2 separate regions of the Homo sapiens genome follow, and region 1 is linked to region 2. Evidence: chromatin loops called from intact Hi-C (ENCODE). Cell type or tissue: OCI-LY7. All regions are shown on one strand. Links, peaks and the distances in the headings refer to the core of each region. The heading gives the core; the rest is flanking DNA.

Region 1 (15,560 bases), core at 1,237-9,236, 170 kb after region 2:
GTTGACAGAATCTGACCTAAGAGATCCTTTGGTATACATTGACTAAATAAGAAAATGTCTGTACTATTGCTAATACTGCATGCCATCCCTGGATAAATTCCTCTTGGAAAGTCAATACCAATATACACAAAGTAAGAAAACAGGCCACATGGTTAAAACAGATCTCACCTAATTCCTTATGATCATTTGATTTATTCAGTGGGTTACTGATGTGGTTTGGCTGTGTCCCTACCCAAATCTCATCTTGAATTGTAGCTCCCATAATTCCCACTTGTTATAGGAGAGATCCGGTGGGGGATAATTGAATCATGGGGGCGGATTCCTCCATGCTGCTCTGGTGGTAGTGAATAAGTCTTAGGAGATCTGATGGTTTTATATGGGGTTTCTCCTTTGGCTTGGCTCTCATTCTCTCTTGCCTACCACCATGTAAGATGTCTCTTGCTCTTCCAGCATGATTGTGAGTCCTCCCCGGCCAAGCGGAACTATGAGTCAATTAAACCTCCTTCCTTTGTAACTTACCCAGTCTCAAGTACGTCTTTATTAGCAGCATGAGAACAAACTAATACAGTTGCCTTTAAGCCTAGGTTCATGGATAAAAACTATTATGCAAATTGTATTTTCCATTTTTAAACTTTTTATATGTTACTTGTTAAATTTTTGCAGAAGTACAACTTGTAACCATAATGCTAGCCCATCACTTTGAGATAACAGCAAGACTATGGAACTCACAAAATTGAACTTAATAATGGACTCAAGATAGACTTAGCCCGAGAGTCACTCCTTTCAAACATCCTTTAAAGGTCAACTGTGACTAAAAGGGATTGACACTTACTCCAAGTTGCCAATTGCTCCCTCCAAAATGGACCAAGACCTGCAACCAGGACAGGCCCATCCCATTATCCAGGGACAGTCAAAACCTAATTACAGAATGATTGATTAGTGAGGTGTTTGCAGAAAGATCTTGATCAAAAGGGAGAAATTGTGAAAGTTCTCAGAATCAAAATGGAGTTAACATGTTAAAAAAACAACAAAAAAATCCTGGCAAGCTGAATTGGGGAAGTTTATGAAGAGAAGATTCACATGCTTGTATACCTGATAACAAAAACTATCACAAATCTCTACCAAACTACAACCTTTGCAAAGACCATTGCAACCTTACTCAAAAATACTTCTGCAAGGACATCTGACCCGCAATTGCCCATGCAACCTCACATTGGGGTCACCTCTATTATTATTGATCTTAGTAGCCAAGAAGAACTAACTCAAACAATTATGTAATCCTTCTCACATCTCCTGTAAAATCTAACCTTCCTGAATATGCATGTAGTTTACTATGGCATGCGTATTCCCACTGTGATGCCCTATTCTCAGATGAACATCATTTTCTTGTAAAGAGCCCTTGTCTGTTTGTTATTTAGGTTGACACATACAAAAGAATTTCTGTAAGTCGGCTTTGAGGATTCAGGGAGATAGTGTGCATAAGGCACTTGGCACAAAATCTGATTTAAGTGCTCAATAAGCATTAGCTTTCCTTAGAAAGGGGCTGCTCAGTCCCTAAGACACTCCCGAGAAGGTATAACCCAATGAAAACCAAATTCCCTGAGACCATCCACACAATGCTGATGAGTGGGAATGTGGGGATGACAGGCTCAGCCCCTTCCTATGTACCCACAGAAAGGAGGAAAATGGCCAAGAAGCCTCTTGGAGGAAGAGAAGTCATCCTGGGATTACCATATGGCCCTGGAATTAGATTTCAGTGAACATACTATCATCAGATCAAATGAATGTATCAAGGGGCCACCTGGGAAGATCAAGGAGGATCCAAAAATCCAACTGCACCCCAGGCCCTCAGTGGGGAAGAGCACACCCTACCCCCAGCACCCAGGGCACAGTGTCTGCCTGGACTATGCGCTTCCTCAGGCCATTCCACCATCACAGAGGTCTCCTGATGCCTAATTATTGCCAAATAATAGGGGACTTTCAAACAAATGCTATAGCCTTTCCATGAACCAACTGCTCTACACATGTGATTTTGCTTAGTTAGGTACAACTGTGGCTGACCATCTATAATATGAAAATCCACACCCAAAATGCTTCAAAATCTGACACTTCTTGAGCACCAACATGATGTTTGAAAGAAATGCTCATTAGAGAATTTCAGATTTCAAATTTTAGGATTAGGGATGCTGAAACATAAGCATAATGCACACATTCCAAAACCTGAAAAAAATCTAAAAACTAAAATATTTGTGGTCCCAAGCATTTCAGTTACAGAATACACAACCAGCACCATATTAGCTCCATGTTAAATTGAGAAAATAGAGGCTCAGAGTAGAACACTCATCTGGTCAAGGTGACACAGGCAATGTGTGCCTGAGCCAGGATTCCAGGGCCCAGGCCTACAGGCTGGCATCCTCCCTCAGTGCAAGGTAAACATACCCCTCTGGGCAAGCTACTGGTGCACCTGGCCAGCCAGACTCAGACCTCCGGGGTTGCCAACATTTCCCAGGAGCAGCCTTGTGGGCTTTGGGTCCTGGGCTCTCAAGGGAAGGGGAAACTGAGGCTAAGGTGGGCAGATGCAGCTGTGATCACAGACCCAGTCCTAAACCCAGCCTCACTGAGGGGGAAGCCCTCGTCTAAGATGCTCTTGAGGCACAGGTGGATTTTTTACTTCCCCACTTGGCAGATGAAGGGAGGGGTGGCCGGCCTTCCCAGTGCCTCCTTCCACTTGTCTTCATGGCCTCTAACCCCACAGGGTCCACAGGGAATGGTTGGCAAGGGCTGGGAGGCTTGGCTGGCTGTGGGAAAAGGCAGCATTGTGTGGGAAATACGTGACTCAGAGGCACCGAGGAGACAACTTACCAATGATAGTGCTTTCACTGAAGATAAATCTGCAAATAACTTCATCCCGTTTCTTTAGATTCTGAAAGCCATTTCCATGAATAACCACATGGTAGGATTCTGCAAGGACAGCATTCAAAAGGTTGAATGTGGAAGAGTGGAGGGCTGCCTCTCCTCTGACCTCCCTGTTCCTGGAGATCCTCCCCCAAAACTCAACTTGCAGATACTCCTGTAAGGAAGGAGCAGTGTCTGACCAACATCTATGTGTCCACTGGGTCAAATCTTCATCTGGTGTCACTGAGGGTCCAGGGGGAGGCAGCTGGGCCTTGAGCACACTCAAGGACCCTCTCCCTACCATCCCTGAACCAACACGCTCAGGAAAGGCCTTGGTCCTTGCACAGGGCAGGCTCAGAGTACTATTCCTGCCCTGAAATCTGTGGTGCTCCCTCAGGCCCCAGGGGTACAGGCGGTGCACTCAGCCAGGCCCTCCCTGATGTAAGGTGTAAGTGGAGCCACAAGGCTGCCTGAAGACACCATGTCTCATGCCTCAGCTGGGCACCCAGGCCTTGATGCCTCCTTCAGGGCTGCTGAACACTCGGGGTCTCTCCTCCCTGTCTTTCTGTGTGCCTGTGGCAGGCAGGACACCCACAGGGGCAGGGGCAGGGCCAGGACTCGGGTAGGACAGGTGAGGCACCTACGACCCTGCTCAGGGCAATCCATCACAGAAGTCCTGTTTTAGCTGCGATTCCAGAGACCTACAGGTAACTCCTCATCTCCTGCTCTTCCTGATCCAGCAAGGACCACAGGGCACCCACCCTGAGGCTCAGGGAGTGTGTCCTTCCACCACTGTGGCTCCTGCCCTGAGACAAACACCACAGGGGACACAGGGCAGGTGGGGCTGGCCTCAGGAGTCAGCAGACCGCAGGTCTGCAGCTGCCAAGGGCATTGGCCTCCACCCCTGCCTCCTGGCCCAGGCCCCACGCATTCCAATCCCTGCTGATGCCTGGGGTGCCCCCAGTCCATGCACCCGAGGAAAGCTTCCTCTGAACCCTGCTTCCTGCTTTCCTGCAGCGTCACACCTTCAAGGCAGGCTGTCGGTGAAGCTGGCCTGCTGACATACTTTCTGAGGCTTTCAAGTATTTTCAAAAATGGGGGCTCACAGTTGAAAGCCTGAACATTTCCCCTAAATATCCAGATTTCTAGCTTTCTTAGGAAATGGGAAATGCAGGCCTCAGTGGGTTTGTGTTTCTCCGTGTCAGCTCCTGGCTGGGACCTAGGGAACCATGCTCCTCAGATGAGGAGCTCCCAGGCCTGCCTCACTTCAAGGCCCCACACACTGACTGCTGACATCAGCCGGCTGGGCCTGGCCTGCTCCTCCTGCTCAAGGTGCCAGCCCAGCCCTTGTGGGCACCCACTTGATGGATACTATGCTGTCCTCAGAAAACCCTGGGCCTGGTGGGGGCACTGAGGCTGTGAGAGAGCAGGAAAGGCCAGCTTGGTGCCCTGTGCTGAGCAACCAGACCTGGCCCCACTCAGGGTAAGCATTGGGTGCTCTCCTACCGCTAAGGCAGACAACAGCTGCTTCCAAATCTGATGCTATCAGGCAGCATTCTCAACATCTTCCTTGCTCAGGTGTCCAAAGGGCCCTGGCCAGTCGGACCTGAGCTCAGTGTGCCCGGGAGGGAGCAACTGGGCCTGTGGCCTGCGCCCCTTGGTCAGCCCAACTCGGCCACCCTGAGCAGGACTGAGGGCTGCCCCAAAGCTTCACGATCAGGGTGGTTGCAAATTACATTCTAAGCTGTGTTAGGACTACATATTCTATGTATTGCAAACATTGTTTTTTTTTTTTGCAAGGTGGATGGATGAAAAGAGAGGGAGAAGGACAGACAAAGGAGCATGGGCAAACATTCATTGTAAAATCCCAGTGGTGGATAGAGGTGTGTTTGTGTTCATTGCACAATCCTTTCCACTCACCTATAGGTTTGAAAATTTCAACAATAAAGGTTGGAAGAAAACCAAAGAACTAAAGAAGAAAATTATACTTGGACATAGACAACCGGAAATCATGATACACCCTGGGTGACAAGTGACTGATGAGAGGGACAGACCAAGCCCTTGGTTGCAGGGAGTCAGAGGGGCTGGTCATCAGGAAAGGCTTCCAGGATGAGGTGCCCTATGAACAGGGCTGTGAAGGACAGGTGGGCTCGGCCCTTCGAGGTGAGGCAAGGCTTGCAGAGTGCCTGTGCTCCACCTGGTCCCACCTCTGCACAAGGTGCCCAGAACAGGGAGCGGCCCCTGGAGGGCCTGGGGGTTCTGCTAAGAGCCTCAGACACCTGCCAGGCTGGAGAGGGAGATGCCTGTCAAAACCCTCCAGCCATGTGTGGGGGATGGGCTCAGGATGGGCCTGGAGCAGTGAGGCCACCAGAGGCCTCTCCCAGGCTGGATAGGAGGCCCAGGCCTGAATGAGGGAGTCTGGGCTGTGTGCCTCCCTCCCTGGCCTCCTTCCTGGGCTCCCTGGAGCCCTCCTGGTTTCTTGGTGACAGCCTGCTGAGAGGGCTCATTCTGTTGCATTTGAGTTCCAGGCTCCTGCCTTGGCCTTTCCCTCCTGTGACTGTCACCCTCCATGTGGGGCAGCTTTGCACAACTCAGCCAACAGCTGACAGGTCAGGGCTGTGACTGCGGGCCACATGGGCAGAGGCAGAGGGCCAAGCTGGTGGGCAGAGGCAGAGGGCCGAGCTGGTGGGCAGAGGGCACCTGTCACCTCGACTCAGCTGCCTCCAGGGAGGAGTTACAACTCACATCCCCACCTGGGGTTGACAGGTTGACAGGGCTGCTCAGACGCCACAGCCTGTGCATCTCCAGGGGACATCATCAGAGCACAGCTGTCACACTGGCTGCATGGCTGAGCAGCTTTAAATCAGGAGCAGCAGAAAGAGACCCTGAGGGGGAGGGGAGCTCTCTACTCTATCCCCACCCTCAGCTCTGCATCGGGGAGAGGCGGTGTCGGGGACAGAGCCCAGGACCAATCGTAGAAGTGTCAGCACAGCTCCTGTTCCTGGGTCCTACCAGCTCCCAGCCCTGTGCCAGTCCCTGCACAGCCCAGTGCCTAGGGACTCACGACAGGCCTGACAGCGTCCTTTCTGTTCATGGGAGGCACCTCTGGAGCTCGCTGACATTGGACTATTTGCTCTGGTCGTGTGCCCATGGAGAGCAGAGCTCAGACATGGACCGTGTGTCGGTCCCCACAGCCTACTGACAGGGCACCCTGCAGTGAGGAACTGGGAAGCCAGAGCCCAGCTGCTGCTCTGGGGCCAGCGGCACCCAGCCTCGTGCTGTCCCCATGGAAGAGAGTCACCCAAGGCTCTCTTCCTCTCCAGCAGCGGTAGTTGCGTAAATGCCGGCCATGCGGAGTCCCAGCGTGTGCAGGCGGAGGTCAGGACAGACGGGTCATCACAGAGGACCACACAATGTCACCACCCATGCCGGGACCCCAGATGGCAAGAAGTCACCCTTGCCACATTCCAGACAGTAGGGACAGATGCTGGGACTGATCCTGTGGGATTGAGGTGAGCTGAGGGTGTTTGTGCGGATGCCTTTGTTGGGCTATGGAGGTTTCCTTCTGCTCACAGGGTGCTGTGGGATGTTGACGCCCCCACTTCTTGTTCTTCATCCCCTGAGATAACCGCTTGGTCCCTGTTTCCCGTTTTGTTGATGTGGTAAATTATACAGATATTTCACCTTCTGCACCTGCCTGGCCTTCCTGGGAGGAGCCCTGGCTGCTCCTGCCCTGTGGTCTGGGTTAGCTGCTGTTCCATGCCATTTGCTGGTGTTTCCCTGAGAACTTCTCACACATGTCTTTTCTTGCTTTAGAGTTAAACTTATTGTTGTGAGCTAACAACACACTAATTGTACACAGGTACTCACACCATCACCCCTGCATATTCCCCCCACAGCAATAGACACTCACATTCACACCCATGTGGGCCACACATCCACACCCACTCACCCATGCACACTGCACCACACACTTAACCCACCCCATACCACACACATCACACCACACACAACACGCCCGAAGCACACACACCCACACACCACACACACACATAAATCGCAAACACACATACAGCAAAAATACCAAAGACACACCACACATCCCACACACACACCACACACATCACACACGCACCACACACTCTCCACTCCCCCAACACACACCCAGCACACCCCACACACACAACATAAACAGCAAACACGTATACATACACCATACACACACAGCCATGGCACACACACCCACCACCCACTGAATGCACACACAAAATATACATACATGCCATCACACCATTTCCTTCCCTACATGCCACACGCACAAGATATCCCCATGTAGACACCCACATATGACACACACAACACGCCCAAACACTCTAGTCCCACTGTACACACACACACCACAGACACACATAAATAGTAAACACACATACTCCACAAACAGCAAACACACACCACACATCCCATACACACACACCACACACACAAGTAGTACACTCCCAACTCCTCCACACAACAAACTCACACACTAGACACCACGCACCAGGTACCCTTCCCACACACTTCCACAGCACCCCAGCTTATGCCACACACTCTGCGCATACCCCACACACACCACACACACATGCATATATGCCCCCTACACACACTCACACCCCCACACACATACAACACATACCCTCCTCAGCTCCCACACCACATACACCCACAACACAACACACACAGATGCATCACTCATGCACACCCCACACACACCACACTCACAGCACATATACACACCTCACATACAGATCACACACACGTTTACACAACACACAGACCACATATTACCCTCCCCGCAGACTTCACACACTTCAAGCCTCCCACAGCACAACTTCCCACACATACTATACATACTGCACCCACACAAATTACATACACACATACCACACACACCAAACACATACACACCACATACACACACCACACTCACACACTCCCCACACACATCCTCCCCCACACATACCAAACAAATGCACACACTCCATACACGCATGCACTAGTGCACACCACCCTTTGGCAACCGCAGGGCCTCCGCAGTTCTCACTTCCTACACACTCAGAGGAAGGCTCCACAGACGTCACTTCAAGACAGGTCTTTGACATGAGGTGGAACACAGGAGGGGTGGGGCAGGGCAGGGAGAGTGAGCTTCTGGCCACAGGAGCCAGACCCCCAGCCCCTCACCTCCACTCACTCACAGCATCAACAGTGCTTCTCAGGGCCTTGAAGCCATCCTCCACTGCAAACACATGGTCCGGACCGCCTGCCATTGCTGTTATCTACAGAGAGCAGAGCTGGTTTGGACTCCCAGCCCAGGGGTGAGCATGCAGCAGATCCCCAGCCCAAGGGAGAGCGTCCTGCCCCCATGCTTTGGAGGCAGCAGAATACCAGGCTCTGAGGGCCACAGCCTTCTCCAGCCAGCAGCCCACTCTCAGGGAGTGGGGAGCTCTTCCACCCTCCCCTCTGGTTTAGTAGGATTTATATGACATGCTGTCATTTCTGCAGTAGTCATAGGGTGGCCCAACTCACTTGAGGCAGATTAGATGACCCTTCTTGGGGTGGCCCTAGGAAAGCTGTCTGGGACACCTTTCCATACTCTAACCCTAACCTGACCACAAGGCTCTATATTGGTGCCTGGTTAACCTGTTTGGAATTACTGGGTCTTTCCTATAATCAGCCATACCCACGGTATAAATGGTGGCCCCCAGGCTCCGAGCCCTTTCAGCTTAAGGGAAAGAAGGCATTGAGTATTAATTACCAAAATACAGGGAGCAAAATGCTGATAAATACGAACTGAACTCACTTCTTTGAGAGTGTCCAAAGATGGATGTTTCATCATTGTTCCATCAGTCATAGCAATAATCATGCTGGAAACCTTGTCATCTGCAGGAGAAGCAAGGAGTGGCCTGCTCAGCAAAGGCCCCAGAAGTGACCTCCAAAAGTTCCTGTATTGGGAGAAAAGCTGAGTGTTGGGAGAGAAGCTGAGGCAGGGCTTGCATGTCTGCTAGACTTGCTGGCTCCTTGCTTCTAGCACTTCCGTTATCTCAAGCAGCTGTATGTTTCTCATTCACTTGATACACTGTTTCCTTTCAACCCCCACATCCTCACCACCTGTTTTTTGTTTGAGCACCAATAAACAGCATGGGCTCCCAGAGCTCAGGGCCTTTGCAGCCTCCACACTTGTGATGGCCCACTGGTCCCACTTTCTCTCTCAAACTGTCTTTTTCTCATTCCTTTGACTCCACCAGACTTCATCACTCCCACGATATGGTGTTGGGTCTGATTAGCCCAACACTCCAGGACCCCTGCGGGCTGCTGGGCCCACAGCACTGATCACTCCAGGGCATGTCCAGGTGCCCCCATCTCATCCTCCAGGGGAGAGGCTGCCAAGAGCCAAGCACCTGCTACACAGAGACCCTTAGAGTGAGGGAGGTCTCAGCCCAGCACCCATTTTACAAAAGAGGAGCTGAGAGGGGCAGGCTCCTTCTCACCAGGCTGCCTGAACCCTCACCCACTAGCAGCCTGCACCACCTCTGCCTGAGGGCAGCTGCAGCCAGGACTCCACAAGCACAGGCCTGTCCCATGGGTAGGGGGAGGAGCAGCTTGGCTCTCCTGTGGGCAGAGCCTGCGGGCAGCCCTGCCAGCATCTCTGGGCCCAGGAGTACAGGATTCCAGGTAAGTGGTACCTGGGCAGGGGACCCCACATCCACCTCAATGCCTTTCCCCACCAACCATGCCTTTTCCTGACAAGAGTTGCAGGCACACTGTGGGGAGGGGGTCGGCAGCTGTGGACAGCCTTCTGCATCATCTGAGACACAGTCAAGGGATGCAAGTCACTCAGAGGGGAAATGAGGAAGGGAGGAGGAAGACTAAGGTGTGTGCAAGGGGGAAAACCCCTTGGCTCTTCTCTTTTCCTTTTCACACAGCCCAGCTGGAGGGCAAGCACCTCAGGGTTATCAGCACCAGAACTGCACACGCAGGATCCCACACAGTTCTCAGAACTCCATGGGGCGAGGGCTTACTATGCTCATTGCACCAGGGAGGGACCTGGACCTCAGAACAGGTGAGCAACTTGCTCCAAGAGGCAGGGCAGGTGTGGCCTTGCAGAGTCTGCACACAGAGCTCTCTGAGGCTCACGCCCAGCTCTGTTCCACCTATGGGACCACCATGGGGACGGCAGGTGCTTAAACCTGGAGTTGAAATTTTCCATCTGCCGAATTGCCTGCAAGAAAATGAAGAAATATTGAGCCTGGACAGTGAAATGTTCCCACTGATGCTCTAAGACCTTGTCAACTAGAATCGATTCTTGGAGCTCAAGGGGTGTATACATTTCTAAACCCTGCCTGCATGAATATGTGTCCTTCAGGCACCATTTTCTGAAGTTTGTCGAGACCCTCTTTTATTTTCTTCCTGAAAAAACTCCAAAAAAGTGGTTGACGTGGAAAGACGTGGACTGCTAAAAATTACCTCTCAAGCTCTCTGGGAGCCACTGCTCACTGTGCAAGGCCTCGGGGATGGAGGAGGGGGCCAAGCAAGGGCTCTGTCCTGCTCATTCCTTACTGTGACGTTGACCATAGATGACAGGCCTTCTGATCTCATCCTAGTTCCAGAGAATGTAGGCCTGGGGAATCTCACCAGGGCCCCACTTAGACCATCTCTGGTGACAGTGGGAGCTTCCCATGGATGAGCAACTGTGAGTCAGGAACTGCAATGGGGCCGATATTCCTAACCCTAACCCTAACCCTGAACCGGGGATGGGCAACTGAGAGTCAGTCACTGACAATGGGGTTGACATTCCTAACTCTAACTCTAACTCTAACTCTAACTCTAACTCTAACTCTAACTCTAACTCTAACTCTAACTCTAACTCTAACTCTAACTCTAACTCTAACTCTAACTCTAACTCTAACTCTAACTCTAACTCTAACTCTAACTCTAACTCTAACTCTAACTCTAACTCTAACTCTAACTCTAACTCTAACTCTAACTCTAACTCTAACTCTAACTCTAACTCTAACTCTAACTCTAACTCTAACTCTAACTCTAACTCTAACTCTAACTCTAACTCTAACTCTAACTCTAACTCTAACTCTAACTCTAACTCTAACTCTAACTCTAACTCTAACTCTAACTCTAACTCTAACTCTAACTCTAACTCTAACTCTAACTCTAACTCTAACTCTAACTCTAACTCTAACTCTAACTCTAACTCTAACTCTAACTCTAACTCTAACTCTAACTCTAACTCTAACTCTAACTCTAACTCTAACTCTAACTCTAACTCTAACTCTAACTCTAACTCTAACTCTAACTCTAACTCTAACTCTAACTCTAACTCTAACTCTAACTCTAAACTCTAACTCAACTCTAACACTCTAACTCTAACTCTAATCCAAACTCTAACCCAAGAAGGACTCTCTTGTGTTGGGCACTCCGTCCTTTAACAGGGAGGGCTGCATTTGGGAAAAGTCATCCTGCTAAGCCCCCAGCCCTGCACCCAGACCTCACAGCCCCAGACCCCTGACCCTGACTCAGTTTCTTCCTCTCTCTTTACCCTGGTACAGGAAATACCAAATCTGCTTAATTAGACTGCCTGGACTCCTTGACTTCCTGTGCCCTTGAAACAAAAAGACCAAAAGCTGGAGAGGCAGCCCTGACGGCTGTGCATGCAGGGGCTGAACACTGATCTGCAGACTGGCTGGGGGATGTGGCCTGTCAGCTGCTGTTAAAGCAGACAGAATGGGCTGGGGCAGCCAGGACTGGCTCTGGTGGCAGGACTGGGACAGGCTGGGGACTTAGGGTCAGGCTAATCCAATGTGACAGGCTGAGCCTGCACAGCAAGGCTGAGCAGAGCATGGACCCTGAAGGATGGCTTCCCACTGCGGGCAGACAGTCCCTGCCATGGCCGGAGCTCTAAGAGCCCTGCCTGCCCAGCTCAGGAGGGGAGAAGGCCAGACCCATCCATACCCAGAAGAGGCCATGGCCTGGCCTTCCTCTGGCCATGCCCAAACCCCACTCCCCTTCTGGGTCACCCGCCACAGTCCTCCCCAATAGACTTGCTTTTTACCACCTCACACCCACTCCAGTCTCTCTGCCAAACCCACAGCGCAGGACACACAGATCCAAGCCTCCCCCTAGCTCAAGATGTGGCAGCCCACCTTGTATCCCCTCGAAGCTGCAAATAGGGTCCAGGCCCCCATCCAGTCCTCAGTATCCTCACCTCTCTCTTGCACTTCACCTCCTCTGGGCCCAGTTCTGGGCATGTGCATTGGAAGTGCCCTCATCTCCCGCCAAACAGGAACTCTGCAGTGCACCCTGCTAGGTCTGGGCACCTCTCTAGGCCACCTCAAGCCACCTGAGCTTGCTCCTCCTACCTCCCTCCCACCAGTTTCCCAGCCTGGCCTGGAGCTCAGAACCCCACACAGGGACTCCCCTGTCTGGGCCTGCCAGCATCCCTGCACTAAAGCCCCATGACTCTCACCACTGGCTCTGACCCTGTCTCCCTCCTTCACTGGCCAGGGCAGGAGGAACAGGCACAGAGCAGCAGCCAGCACAGGTGTGTGTTCACAGGACACACACTCCCACCCTGCCAGCCCCTGCACCCCAGGAATCTTCACAGCCACCTCCCAGGGAAGGAGGCAGGGTAGAGGGAGGGCAGGGGAGTGTGAACGGGGAGGCTGAGAAATTCTGGAGCACAGGGGCCTGCAGGTAACCTTGCAGCCATGGGTAGGAGGATGCAGGGGATCCGGGGCTAAGGTCAGGGTGGGTACTGTGAGTTGCCCTGACCGGCCTTCTCCATGTGCTGTCAGGCTCCCAACCAAGGTCTCTGGGAGCCCTTCAGCTCCCTGGAGCTCCCTATGGCTCAGCTCATCAGGCCTCCCTTTGGGGCTCAAAGCAGCACTCACTTGTCTGAGGTGAGTGGCAAGACAGTGTCGCCATCTGTGGAGTAGGTGACAAAAGACATCCGCATATTTGCGCTGAGAAGGAATCAAGTACTGGTGAAAAGCCGGAGGCACTGGCTCAGAAGCCAGGGTGAGTGATGCCAGTTCCCCACCTCCCACCCCAACTCTGTTATGAATTCCCTGTTGTGATTAACAGGAAGGTTGACATGGTGACTTTGTGACCTGCAGCTCTTCCCAGTGTCCTGCATGTTGACAACACCAGGGGGAGGCACAGGACCTTTGGAGGGGCCACAAGAGGAAGCCTCCATTTCCCTTACAACAGCCCTCATAGTGTCCCTTAAAACCCCCAGACCCTGCCATTTGTTTACTGGAAGAGTTAGCCCAGGTGACCTAGGTGAGGACATTGCTGTGGGTGAGGAGGTCAAGGACTGGGAGGCCAGAGTGTTGGCAGTGACAGGTCATTTGTGTGACACTGAAGTCCCCCAGGGGGTAGCAGATCTGGAAGGAGACGGAAACTGCAGTGTTGCCAGAGTCTTTGTGAATGAGGGACATTCCGGTTCTCTACTGCTGTGCACCAGACCACCTTCATTTAGGGACACAGAGCAGGCCCATTTTATTATGCTCACAGGTTCTGAGGATCAGGCACTCGGGGCAGAGTGGGAAGGGCTCCTCGTGTCTGGGGCCCCAGATGGGAAGGCTTGAGCAGCCCAACATGACTTGAAGGATTGGGCACTGGAATTATCTGGAGGCTGCTCCACTCACAAGTGTGGCTCCTGGGCAGGAGGGCTCAAAAGCTGGGCTCAGCTGGGACTGCGAATGGAGACCCTGCATGTAGCCTCCCTGTGTGACCTGGGCTTCCTCCCAGCATGGCAGCTTCAGGATGCTTGGGCTTTTACAGGTGGCCCAGAGGTCCAAGAGTGAGTATTTTCAGTGAGCAAGGCAGAAATTGTAGACTTTTATGATATCACCTTGGAAGTCACACAGTGTCACTTCCACTGTACTCTATTGGTCCAAGCAGTCACAGCTGCCAAGAGTCAATGGGAGGGAACACAGGCCCTCTCTCTAGGGCAGAAGTGTGGATGAGTTCACATCCCAGTGTCAAAACTACTGTATGACAAATGCTTTGAATGGCAGAGACGTTACAGTGTGTGGAAAAACGTGGGTACTGATGATGGGATTCAAGTTGGACTCAGAAAAGTTAGACTGTGATAGTTAGAAATACCTTAATTTTATTTTCTTCATTTTTGTATGCAGAAGTGATATATGATTAAAAATTCTTCTTCAATAAGTCTAAAATAGATCTTTCAATGTATTTGACACAAAAATTACAAGTGATAGCCAGGAAGGGTAACTCATGCCTGTAATCTCTGCACTTTGGGAAGCTGAGGCCAGCAGATGACTTGAGGTCAGGATTTTGAGAGCTGCCTGGCCAGCATGGTGAAACCCCATCTCTACTAAAAATACAAAAATTAGCCAGGTGTGGTGGTGCACATCTGTAATCCCAACTACTCGGGAGGCTGAGGCAGAAGAATCACTTGAATCTGTGAGGCGGAGGTTGTAGATTGCAAGATTGTGCCATTGCATTCCAGCCTGAGTGAGACTCTTCCTCCAAAAAAAAAAACAAAAAATTACAAGTGATAAAAAGCACTGGGTTAGTGGACTTTGGGGGGTTTCTGTCTTGCTTTGGAGTGGTGTTTAAAACAATGGATTATTTTAAATAAGTGGTATTTTAGAATGGGTAGAGTTGGTGTAATTCCTCTGAAAGCATATTAGGTTTTCCTGCTTCACATCCTTCGTGACCCTTGGTAGTGCCATATTTTATTTTATTTTATTTTTAATTATGTTTTGACATCTAATCAATAGACAAAAGTATTGTCTTAATTTGCAGTTTCCTAATTACTAAACAGTTGTTCATCTGTTCTCATGATTTTGGGTCATTCCTGTTTCCTCCTTTGTGAAGTGCCTGCTCATGCCTGTGTGTCCATTCTCTGATTTGGGTGTTTATCTTTTGCGTATTGATTCATTCATATTCTTTAAATTCTGAATACTAATCGTTTATCAATTGTTGCAAATATCTTCTTCCATGGTGTGGCTTGTTTTTTCACTCTATTTGTTGTCTCTTAGTAAAGCAAAAGTTGTTCATTTTAATCCAGTTGTTTGTCATTTTTCTTTTTCTTTTGTTTTTTTGTTGTTGGTGGTGATGGTGGTGGTAGTGGTGGTTTTTGTTTGTTTGTTTGCTTTGTTTTGTTTTGAGACAGAGTCTCTCTCTGTTGCCCAGGCTGGAGTGCAGTGGTGTGATCTCGGCTCACTGCAACCTCTGCCTCCCGGGTTCAAACAATTCTCTGCCTCAGCCTCCCAAGTAGCTGGAATTACAGGCAACCCCCACCACGCCCAGCTAATTTTTGTATTTTTAGTAGAGATGAGGTTTCACCATCTTGGCCAGGCTTGTCTTGAACTCCTGACCTCGTGATCAACCCGCCTCAGCCTCCCAAAGTGTTGTCATTTTCTTAAACTTTAAGATTTGCTCTGTTTTATATCTTAAGAATTTCTTCCGTTAGAGGTGAAATACATTTTATTTTACAAGTTTTAAAGATTTGCCTTTCACATTGAAGTCTTGATTCTACCTAGAATTAATTTATAAGTGTGATTTGTGCCAGATATTTGATTTCATTTTTTGCCATGAAGCTAACAAATTGTCCCAGCTCCATTTGTGGAAAATTCCATCTT
Region 2 (12,640 bases), core at 4,107-12,106:
CTGATGAGAGGGACAGACCAAGCCCTTGGGCTGCAGGGAGTCAGAGGGGCTGGTCATCAGGGAAGGCTTCCAGGATGAGGTGCCCTATGAACAGGGCTGTGAAGGACAGGTGGGCTCGGCCCTTCAAGGTGAGGCAGGGCTTGCAGGGTGCCTACGCCCCACCTGGTCCCACCTCTGCACAGGGCGCCCAGAACAGGAAGTGGCTCCTGGAGGGCCTGGGGGTTCTGCTAAGAGCCTCAGACACCTGCCAGGCTTAGAAGGGAGGCTCCTGCCAAAACCCTCCAGCCATGTGTGGGGGATGGGCTCAGGACTGGCCTGGAGCAGTGAGCCCAGCAGAGGCCTCTGCCAGGCTGCATATGAGGCCTAGGACTGAATGGGGGAGTCTGGGCTGCGTGCCTCCCTCCCTGGCCTCCTTCCTGGGCTCCCTGGAGCCCTCCTGGTTTCTTGGTGGCAGCCTGCTGAGAGGGCTTATTCTGTTGCATTTAGGTTCCAGGTTCCTGCCTTGGCCTTTCCCTGCTGTGACTGTCACCCTCCATGTGGGGCAGCTTTGCCCAAGTCAGCCAACAGCTGACAGGTCAGGGCTGTGACTGCCGGGCCACGTGAGCAGAGGCAGAGGGCTGAGCTGGTGGGCAGAGGGCACCTGTCACCTCAACTCAGCTGCCACCAGGGAAGAGTGACGACTCACATCCTCACCTGGGGTTGACAGGACTGCTCAGACGCCACAGCCTGTGCATGTCCAGGGGACATCGTCAGAGGAGCACAGCTAGCACACTGGCTGCACGACTGAGCAGCTTTAAACCAGGAGCAGCAGAAAGAGACCCCAAGTGGGAGGGGAGCTCTCTCTACTCCACCCCCATCCTCAGCTCTGCATCGGGGAGAGGTGAGTGGGGTCAGAGCCCAGGACCAATCATGGAAGTGTCAGCACAGCTCCTGTTTCTGGGACCTACCAGCTCCCAGCCCTGTGCCAGTCCCTGCACAGCTCAGTGCCCTGGGACTCACGACAGGCCTGACAGCATCCTTTCTGTTCATGGGAGGCACCTCTGGAGCTCGCTGACATTGGACAATTTGCTCCTGGTCGTGTGCCCATGGAGAGCAGAGCTGACATGGACGGTGTGTCTGTCCTCACAGCCTACTGCCAGGGCACCCTGCAGTGAGGAACTGGGAGGCCAGAACCCAGCTGCTGCTCTGGGCCAGCAGCACCCAGTCTCGTGCTGTCCCCATGGAGGGAGGACACCCAGGGCTCTCTTCCTCTCCAGCAGCCGCATTTGCATAAATGCCGGCCATGCGGAGTCCCAGTGCGCACAGGTGGAGATCAGGACAGACAGGGGTCATCACAGAGGACCACACAAGGCTGTCACCACCCATGCTGGGTACCCAGATGGCATGAGGTCACCCTTAATTCCAGACAGTAGGGACAGATGCTGGGATTGATCTTGTGGGACTGAGGTGAGCCGAGGGTGTTTGTGTGGACACCTTTGTCGGGCTATGGAGGTTTCCTTCTGCTCCCAGGGTGCTGTGGCATGTTGACGCCCCCACTTCTTGTTCTTCATCCTCTGAGATAACCGCTTGGTTCCTGTTTCCCGTTTTGTTGATGTGGTAAATTTCACAGCTATTTCACCTTCTGCACCTGCCTGGCCTTCCTGGGAGGAGCCCTGGCTGCTCCTGCCCTGTGGTCTGGGTTAGCTGCTGCTCCATGCCATTTGCTAGTGTTTTCCTGTGAGCTTCTCACACATGTCTTTTCTTGCTTTAGGGTTAAACTTATTGTTGTGAGGTAACAACACACTAATTGTACACAAGTACTCACACTGCCACCTCTGCATACTCCCCCCACACCAATAGACACTCACATTCACACTCATGTGGGCCACACATCCACACCCACCCACCCATGCACACTGGACCACAAACACACTCAACCCACCCTATACCACACACATCACACCACACACCACACACCCGAAGCACACACACCCACACACCACACACATACATAAATAGCAAACACACATACACCAAAAATACCAAAGACACACCAAACATCCCATACACACACCACACACATCACACATGCACCACACACTCCCCACTCCCCCAACACACACCCAGCACACCCCACACACACAACATAAACAGCAAACACATATACAGACACCATACACACACAGCCATGGCACACACACCCACCTCCCACTGAATGCACACACAAACTATACATACATGCCATTACACCATTTCCTTCCCTACATGCCACACGCACAAGATATCCCCATGTAGACACCCACAAATGACACACACAACACGCCCAAACACTCTAGTCCCACTGTACACACACACACCACAGACACACATAAATAGTAAACACATATACACCACAAACAGCAAACACACACCACACATCCCATACACACACACCACACACAAGCAGTCCACTCCCGACTCCTCCACACAACAAACACACACTAGACACCACACACCAGGTACCCTTCCCACACACTTCCACAGCACCCCAGCTTATGCCACATACTCTGCACATAACCCACACACGCATGCATATATGCCCCCTACACACACTCACACCCCCACACATATACAGCACATACCTCCTCGGCTCCCACACCACATACACCCACAATACAACACACACAGATGCATCACTCATGCACACCCCACACACACCACACTCACAGCACATATACACACCCCACACACAGATCACATACACATTTACACAACACACAGACCACATATTACCCTCCCCCACAGACTTCACACACATCAAGCTTCCCACAGCACAACTTCCCACACATACTACACATACTGCACCCACACAAACTACATACACACATACCACACACACCAAACACATACACACCACATACACACACCACACTCACACACTCCCCACACACATCCTCCCCCACACATACCAAACAAATGCACACACTCCATACACACATGCACTAGTGCACACCACCCTTTGGCTACCCCAGGGCCTCCGCAGCTCTCACCTCCTACACACGCAGAGGAAGGCTCCACCGATGTCACATCAAGACAGGTCTTTGACGTGAGCTGGAACACAGGAGGGGTGGGGCGGGGCAGGGAGAGTGAGCCAGGCCCCCAGCCCCTCATCTCCACCCACTCACGGCATCAATGGTGCTTCTCAGGGCCTTGAAGCCATTCTCCACTGCAAACACATGGTCCGGAATGCCTGCCATTGCTGTTATCTACAGAGAGCAGAGCTAGCTTGGACCCCCAGCCCAGGGGTGAGGATGCAGCAGACCCCCAGCCCAGAGGACAGCGTCCTGCTCCCATGCTTTGGGGGCAGCAGAATGCCAGGCTCTGAGGGCCACAGCTTTCTCCAGCCAGCAGCCCACTCTCAGGGAGTGTCTTCCGCCCTCCCCTCTGGTGTGGTGGGATTTATACGACACGTGTCATTTCTGCAATAGTCATGGGGTGGCCCAACTCACTTGGGGCAGATTAGATGACCCTTCCCAGGGTGGCCCTGGAAAAGCCACCTGGGATGCCTTTCCCTACTCTAACCCTAACCTGATCACAAGGCTCCATATTGGTGCCTGGTTAACCTGTTTGGAATTACTGGGTCTTTCCTATAATCAGCCACACCCAGGGTGTAAATGGTGGCCCCCAGGCTCTAAGCCCTTTCAGCATAAGGGAAAGAAGGCATTGAGTATTAATTACCAAAATACATGAAGCAAAATGCTGATAAATATGAACTGAACTCACTTCTTTGAGAGTGTCCAAAAATGGATGTTTCATCATTGTTCCATTGGTCATTGCAATAATCATGCTGGAAACCTTGTTGTCTGCAGGAGAAGCAAGGAGTGGCCTGCTTAGCAAAGGCCCCAGAAGTGACCTCCAAAAGCTCTTGTGTTGGGAGAAGAGCTGAGTGTTGGGAGAAAAGCTGGGGCAGGGCTTGCATGTTTGCTAGACTTGCTGGCTCCTTGCTTTTAGCACTCCCATTATCTCAAGCAGCTGTATGTTTCTCATTCACTTGATACACTGTTTCCTTTCAACCCCCACATCCTCACGGGTTCTTTGTTTGAGCACCAATAAACAGCATGGGCTCGCAAAGCTCAGGGCCTTTGCAGCCTCCACACTTGCGGTGGCCCCCTGGTCCCACTGTCTCTCTCAAACTGTCTTTTTCTCATTCCTTTGACTCCGCCAGACTTTGTCGCTCCCACGATCTGGTGTTGGGTCTGATCACCCCAACACTCCGGGACCCCTGTGGGATGCTGGGCCTGTAGCACTGATCACTCCAGGGCATGTCCAGGTGCCTCCACCTCATCCTCCAGGGGAGAGGCTGCCAAGAGCCAAGCACCTGCTACCCAGAGACCCCTAGAGTGAGGGAGGTCTCAGCCCAGCACCCATTTTACAAAGGAGGAGCTGAGAGGGGGAGGCCCCTTCTCATCAGGCTGTCTGAACCCTCACCCGCTAGCAGCCTGCACTACCTCTGCCTGAGGGCAGCTCCAGCCAGGACTCCACAAGCACAGGCCTGTCGCACAGGCAGGGGGAGGAGCAACTGGGCTCTCCTGTGGGCAGAGCCTGTGGGCAGCCCTACCGGCATCTCTGGGACCAGGAATACAGGACTCCGGGTCAGTGGCACCGGGGCGGGAGACCCCACGGCCACCTCAACGCCTTTCCCCACCAACCCTGCCTTTTCCTGACAAGAGCTGCAGGCACACAGTGGGGAGGGGAGTCAGCGGCTGTGGACAGCCTTCTGCATCATCTGAGACACACTCAAGGGATGCAAGTCACTCAGAGGGGAAACGAGGAAGGGAGGAGGAAGACTAAGGTGTGTGCAAGGGGGCAAACTCCTTGGCTCTTCTCTTGTCCTTTTCACACAGCCCAGCTGGAGGGCAAGCACCTCAGGGTTATGAGCACCAGAACTGCACACGCAGGATCCCACACAGTTCTCAGAACTCCATGGGGCGAGGGCTTACTATGCTCATTGCACCAGGGAGGGACCTGGAGCTCAGAGCAGGTGAGCAACTTGCTCCAAGAGGCAGGGCAGGTGTGGCCTTGCAGAGTCTGCACACAGAGCTCTCTGAGGCTCACGCCCAGCTCTGTTCCCCCTACAGGACCACCATGGGGACAGCAGGTGCTTAAACCTGGAGTTGAAATTTTCTAACTGCCGAATTGCCTGCAAGAAAATGAAGAAATATCTAGCCTGGACAGTGAAATGTTCCCACTGATGCTCTAAGACCTTGTCAACTAGAATCGATTCTTGGAGCTCAAGGGTGGTATACATTTCTAAATCCTGCCTGCATGGACGTGTGTCCTTCAGGCACCATTTTCTGAAGCTTGTCGAGACCCTCTTTTATTTTCTTCCTTAAAAAACTCCAAAAAGGTGGTTGACGTGGAAAGACATGGACTGTTAAAAATTAGCTCCCAAGCTCTCTGGGTGCCACTGTTAACTGTGCAAGGCCTCCTGGATGGAGGAGGAGGCCAAGCAAGGGCTCTGCCCTGCTCATTCCTCACTGTGACATTGACCATAGACTTCAGGCCTTGTGATCTCATCCCAGTTCCAGGGAATGCAGGCCTGGGGAATCTCACCAGGGCCCCACTTAGACCATCTCTGGTGACAGTGGGAGCTTCCGATGGATGAGCAACTGTGAGTCAGCAACTGCAATGGGGCCGACATTCCTAACCCTAACCCTAAGCCAGAACCAGGAATGGGCAACTGAGAGTCAGCGACTGACAATGGGGTTGACATTCCTAACTCTAACTCTAACTCTAATCTTCATGCTAACCCTAACCCTGAACCGGGGATGGGCAACTGAGAGTCTGCCACTGACAATGGGGTTGACATTCCTAACTCTAACTCTAACTCTAACTCTAACCCAAACCGTAACCCTAACAAGGGTTCTCTTGTGTTGGACACTCGATCCTTTAACAGGTAGGGCTGCATTTGGGAAAAGTCATCCTGCTAAGCCCCCAACCCTACACCCAGCCCCCATGGCCCTAGACTCCTGAACCTGATTCAGTTTCCTCCTCTCTCTTTACCCTGCTACAGGAAATACCAAATCTGCTTAATTAGACTGCCTGGCCTCTTTGACTTCCTGTGCCCTTGAAACAAAAAGACCAAAGGCTGGAGAGGCAGCCCTGATGGCTGTGCATGCACGGTCTGAACACTGATCTGCAGACTGGCTGGGGGATATAGCCTGTCAGCTGCTGTTAAAACAGACAAAATGGGCTGGGGCAGCCAGAACTGGCTCTGGTGGCAGGACTGGGACAGGCTGGGGACTTAGGGTCAGGCTAATCCAATGTGACAGGCTGAGCCTGCACAGCAAGGCTGGGCAGAGCATGGACCCTGAAGGCTGGCTTCCCACTGCGGGCAGAGAGTCCCTGCCATGGCCGGAGCTCTGAGAGCCCTGCCTGCCCAGCTCAGGAGGGGAGGAGGCCAGGTCCATCCATACCCAGAAGAGGCCATGCCCAAACCCGGCTCCCCGTCTGGGTCACCCGCCACAGTCCTCCCCCATAGACTTGCTTTTTACCACCTCACACCCACTCCAGTCTCTCTGCCAAACCCACAGCGCAGGACACACAGATCCAAGCCTCCCCCTAGCTCAAGATGCGGCAGCCCACCCTGTATCCCCTTGAAGCTGCAAGTGGGGTCCAGGCCCCCATCCAGTACTCAGTGTCCTCACCTCTCTCCTGCGCTTCAACTTCTGTGGGCCCAGTTCTGGGCATGTGCATTGGAAGCGCTCTCACCTCCCGCCAAACAGGAACTCTGCAATGTACCCTGCTGGGCCTGGGCACCTCTCTAGGCCACCTCAAGCCACCTGAGCTTGCTCCTCCTACCTCCCTCCAGTTTCCCAGCCTGGCCTGGAGCTCAGAACCCCATCCAGGGACTCCCGTCTGGGCCTGCCAGCATCCCTGCGCTAAAGTCGCACGACTCTCACCACCGGCTCTGACACTGTCTCCCTCCTGCACTGGTCAGGGCAGGGGGAACAGGCACAGAGCAGCAGCCAGCAAAGGTGTGTGTTCAAAGGACACACACCCCCGCCCTGCCAGCCCCTGCACCCCGGGAATCCTCACAGCCACCTCCCAGGGAAGGAGGCAGGGCAGAGAGAGGGCAGGGGAGTGTGAAGTAGGGAGGCTGAGAACTTCTGGAGCACAGGGGCCTGCAGGTAACCTTGCAGCCATGGGTAGGAGGATGCAGGGGAGCCGGGGCTAAGGTCAGGGTGGGTACTGTGAGTTGCCCTGACCGGCCTGCCCTGTGTGCTGTCAGGCTCCCAGCCAAGGTCTCTGGGAGCCCCTCAGCTCCCTGGAGGTCCCTCTGGCTCAGTTCATCAGGCCTCCCTTTAGGGCTCAAAGCAGCACTCACTTGTCTGAGGTGAGCCGGCAAGACGGTGTTGCTGTCCGTGGAGTAGGTGACGAAGGACATCCGCTTATTTGGGCTGAGACAGAATCAAGTACTGGTGAAAAGCCGGAGGCACCAGCTCAGAAGCCAGGGTGAGTGATGCCAATTCCCCACCTCCCACCCCAACTCTGTTATGAATTCCCTATTGTGATTGACAGGAAGGCTGACATGGTGACTTTGCGAACTGCAGCTCTTCCCAATGTCCTGCATGTTGACAACACCAGGGGGAGGCACAGGACCTGTGGAGGGGCTACAAGAGGAAGCCTCCATTTCCCTTATAACAGCCCTCACAGGGTCCCTTAAAACCACTAGACCCTGCCATTTGTTCACTGGAAGAGTTAGCCCAGGTGACTTAGGTGAGGACATTGCTGTGGATGAGGAGGTCAAGGACTGGGAGGCCAGAGTGTTGGCAATGGGAGGTTATTTGTGTGACACTGAAGTCCCCCAGGAGATGGCAGATCTGAAAGGAGATGGAAACTGTGGTGTTGCCAGAGTCTTTGTGAATGAGGGACATTCCGGTTCTCTACTGCTGTGTAACAGACCACCTACATTTAGAGACACAGAACAGGCCCATTTTATTACGCTCACAGGTTCTGAGGATGAGGCACTCAGGGCGAGTTAGGAGGGCTCCTCATGTCTGGGGCCCCATGACTTGAAGGATTGGGCACTGGAATTATCTGGAGGCTGCTCCACTCACAAGTGTGGCTCCTGGGCAGGAGGGCCCAAAAGCTGGGCTCAGCTGGGACTGTGAATGGAGACCCTGCATGTAGCCTCCTCGTATGACCTGGGCTTCCTCCCAGCATGGCAGCTTCAGGGTTCTTGGGTTTTTACAGGTGGCCCAGAGCTCCAAGAGTGAGTATTTCCAGTGAGCAAGGTAGAAATTGTAGAGCCTTTTATGATATCACCTTGGAAGTCACATAGTGTCACTTCCACTGTACTCTATTGGTCCAAGCAGTCACAGCTGCCAAAAGTCAATGGGAGAGAACACAGGCCCCCTCTCTAGGGCAGGAGTGTGGATGAGTTCATATCCCAGTGTCAAAACTGCTGTATGACCAACGCTTTGAATGGCAGAGATGTGTGGAAAAATGTGGGCACTGATGATGGGATTCAAGTTGGACTCAGGAAAGTTAGACTGTGATAGTTAGAAATACCTTAATTTTATTTTCTTCATTTTTGTATGCAGAAGTGATATATGATTAAAAATCTTTCTTCAATAAGTCTAAAATAGATCTTTCAACATATTTAACAGAAAAATTACAAGTGATAGCCAGGCAGGGTGGCTCATGCCTGTAATCTCAGCACTTTGGGAGGCTGAGGCTGGCAGATGACTTAAGGTCAGGATTTTGAGAGCTGCCTGGCCAGCATGGTGAAGCCCCATCTCTACTAAAAATACAAAAATTAGCCAGGCGTGGTGGTGCACATCTGTAATCCCAACTACTTGGGAGGCTGAGGCAGAAAAATCACTTGAATCTGGGAGGCAGAGGTTGCAGATTGCAAGATTGCGCCACTGCATTCCAGCCTAAGACTCTTTCTCAAAAAAAAAAAAAAAATTACAAGTAGTAAAAAGCACTGGGTTAGTGGACTTTGGGGGTTTTTTGTCTTGCTTTGGAGTGGTGTTTAAAATAATGGATCATTTTAAACAAGTGGTATTTTAGAATGGGTAAAGTTGGTGTAATTCCTCCGAAAGCATATTAGGTTTTCTTTCTTCACATCCTTCATGACTCTTGGTAGTGCCATATTTTATATTTTTTGATTTCTAATTATGTTTTGATGTCTAATCAATAGACAAAAGTATTGACTTAATTTGCAGTTTCCTAATTACTAAAGGGTTGTTCATCTGTTCACAGGATTTTGGGTCATTCATGTTCCCTCCTTTGTGAAGTGCCTATTCATGCCTCTGTGTCCATTCTTGATTTGGGTGTTTGTCTTTTGCACATTGATTCATTCACATTCTTTAAATTCTGAATACTAATCCTTTATCAATTGTTGCAAATATCTTCTTGCATGGTGTGGCTTGTTCTTTCACTCTATTTGTTGTCTCTTAGTAAAGCAAAAGGTGTTCATTTTAATCCAGTTGTTTGTCATTTTCTTTTTCTTTTTTCTTTTGTTGTTGGTATTTTTTGTTTGTTTTATTGTTTTGTTTTGTTTTGTTTTGTTTTGAGACAGAATCTCACTCTGTTGCCTAGAGTCCCACTCTGTTGCCCAGGCTGGAGTGCAGTGGTGTGATCTCGGCTCACTGCAACCTCTGCCTCCTGGGTTCAAGCAATTCTCTGCCTCAGCCTCCCAAGTAGCTGGAATTACAGGTGCCCGCCACCACGCCCAGCTAATTTTTGTATTTTTAGTAGAGATGGGGTTTCACCATCTTGGCCAGGCTGGTCTTGAACTCCTGACCTCGTGATCAACCCGCCTCGGCCTCCCAAAGTGCTTTAAGTTTTCTTAAACTTTAAGATTTGCTGTTTTGTATCTTAAGAATTTCTTCCCTGTTACAGGTGAAATACATTTTGTTTTACAAGTTTTAAAGATTTGCCTTTCACATTGAAGTCTTGATTCTACCTAGAATTAATTTATAAGTGTGATTTGTGCCAGATGTTTGATTTCATTTTTTGCCATGTAGATAACAAATTGTCCCAGCTTCATTTGTGGAAAATTCCATCTTTTCCCCATTGATCTTGTCACTACTTGTGTTTCAAGTTCCATATAGATTTGAATCTGTTTTTATTTATTTATTTATTTTGAGATGGAGTCTCTCTCTGTTGCCCAGGCTGTGTAGTACAGTGCCACCATCTCAGCTCACTGCAACCTCTGCCTCCCAGGTTCAAGCGATTATAATGCTTGAGTAGCTGGGATTATAGGCACTCACCACACTGCACCTGGCTAATTTTTGTATTTTTAGCACAGACTAGGTTTCGCCATGTTGGCCAGGCTGCCAATCTCTTTATCTATTGGCTTATATTGATAGCATCCATACCACATTATCTTAATGACTATATGGGGCAAGACTGTATTACTGTCCATAACTGTCCGTTTCCATTTAAGGGAAGGACTGTGCTTCCTGCCATGTTTGTGGCAGGTTTTGATTGACCAATGGAATGTTAACAGAAGTAATGTGTGCCACTTCTGGACAGAAAATGTTTAAGAGTCTAGGTATGACTCAGGTGGCCCCAACAGCCTGGTGCCTGAGCAACTAGGATGTATGGCGTTCCCTTGGGAACCTGGGATGGATACGTGGGAGAATGATATATACACATGAGAAATATAGTTTGTGCTTTTCAGATGATTAAATGGGGAGAGGGAAGGGGGTAACCAGAAGATAACCTAGACTCATCTGACACATACACAAAGTTCTACAGCAAGTCTTCACACAATACGGTTAATCATTCACCTTTTTTTTTTTCTGGTAATTGTTGGCTATTTGCTCTTTGACATAAATTTTAGAATCAGCTCATCAAGTGTCCTCTCCCTCAAAAACTTCTTAATATTTGATTACAATAACATTTAATTTTTTTAAAAAAATTTAATTATAATTTTTAATTTATAATTTTATATATATATATTTTTTAAAAGAATAAGAATTGTGCTGACTAGTTCTCCAATCCAATGTTGACTAGTGAAGGAGGCACTCTTGATTTTAAAGAGAATGTTTCTAACATCACAATTAATAATATTCATTGAAGGCTTTTGGTAGAAATTCTTTATCAGATTAGAAAGTTTCTCTACTAATCTTGGTTTGCTACAAGTCACAAATGAGTGTTGAATTCTATCTAAATGCTTTTTCTGGTATTTTGTGATGAACATGTATTTCTGTCCAGTAACCTAAATTTAGTATGTTTAGATACATTAATGCATGCAAAACCAATTTTAAAATGCTATAAATAAACCTAACTTGGCCACCATATTTTAAAACATGCTAGAGTTTAGTCATAATTTAGAACTTTTTGTTTATCTATGATCATGAGAGAGATGGGTCCATGCTTTCCAATTTCTGTGCTGTCCTTATTTGTTTTTGGTATTAGGTCATAAGAGACTCATAAAATGCACCTGGAGGTTTGCTCTTTCTCCTAGGAAAGACTTTGAACATGATAAATATAATCTGCTCTTTGAATATCTGGTATGATATCATCCTTGTGTTTTCTTTTGGGAAGACTTTAAAATGATATAATTTAATAGTTCCTGGATGTTACTAATTCTGTCTCCCCCAAAATGGGTATGTTGAAGCCCTAACTGGTGATGTGACTGTATTAGGACATGGGGCGTTAAGGAGGTAATTAAGGTTAAATGAGGTCATAAGAGTAAGGCCTTCATCAAATAGGACTGATGTCCTTACAAGAAGAGAAAGAGACGCCAGAGTTTTCTCTTCAAGCATGCACAGAGCAAAGGCCATGTGACAACTCCATGAGAAGGTCTCTGTTTGCAAGCCAAGAAGAGGAGTCTCATCAGAGACCAATCCTGGTGGCACCTTGATCATAGACTTTCAGCCTCCAGGATTGGTAGCAAATAAATTTTTATTGTTTAAGTCCCCCAGCCTGTGGTATTTTCTTATGACACCCAGAGCAGACTAACACTTATTTATTGATGATGATGATGATGATTATTATTATTATTATTATTTTTGAGATGGAGACTCACTTTGTCGCCCAGGCTGGAGTGCAGTGGCATGGTCTTGGCTTACTGCAACCTCTGCTTCCCAGGCTCAAGCGATTCTCCTGCCTCAGCCTCCAGAGTAGCTGAGATTACAGGGGCGTGCCACCAGGCCTGGTTAATTTTTGTATTTTTAGTAGAGACAGGGTTTCACCATGTTGCCCAGGCTGGTCTTGAACTCCTGATCTCAAGTGATCAGCCTGCCTTGGATCCCAAAGTGCTGGGATTACAGCCATGAGCCACCATGCCCGGCCCTAACACTTATTTAGTGTTTCTATTTCTGTCAATTCATATGACATATTTTTCTAGGAATTTGAACATTTATTAGCATGCCTTGTTATAAAGTTGTTCAGTTTATAGTTTATGTTTTTTTGTTTTATTTTATTAGGTGCATGCAAGTTTAGAATTGTTATGGCTTCCTGGAAAATGCAGCTGATTAGGAACTGATCCTCTTAACCCCTGGTCACACTTTCTCTGTGCTGAAGACTCCCACTTCCTTTTGGTTTCCCCAGCATCCCGGCCATATCTCCGTTATCTTTTCCCATCCTTTTATGTTAAACTTTTTTATGTCCTTATGTATTAGATATGTCTCTTTTTGAAAGTATATAGCCAGTTTTTATT

Evidence for each region. Peaks named below come from ENCODE experiments on the same cell type or tissue, not always from the same donor. Only the 100,000 strongest peaks of a DNase experiment are listed, where the experiment ranks them.
Region 1: it touches region 2 in a loop (2.2-fold over the local background); 2 of 110 quality-filtered maps call a loop at or near these places.

Annotation. Positions count from the first base shown.
Region 1 is chr10:46,260,648-46,276,207 of GRCh38, forward strand. It overlaps the pseudogene ANTXRLP1. Among named protein-coding and RNA genes, the nearest start is that of ANTXRL, 19 kb to the right of the region's middle. RefSeq lists enhancers at 5,705-6,370, 11,306-12,175, 12,176-13,045. In OCI-LY7, for the core only: no CTCF peak of the experiment used is centred there; DNase peaks (open chromatin) are centred at 5,734, 6,634, 7,994 and 9,044; H3K4me3 peaks cover 3,494 bases; H3K27ac peaks cover 4,551 bases.
Region 2 is chr10:46,091,063-46,103,702 of GRCh38, forward strand. No RefSeq gene overlaps it. Among named protein-coding and RNA genes, the nearest start is that of MSMB, 51 kb to the left of the region's middle. RefSeq lists a silencer at 477-771 and enhancers at 5,997-6,291, 6,017-6,311. In OCI-LY7, for the core only: a CTCF peak has its summit at 7,603 (motif pointing right); DNase peaks (open chromatin) are centred at 5,116 and 6,069; H3K4me3 peaks cover 1,133 bases; H3K27ac peaks cover 3,029 bases.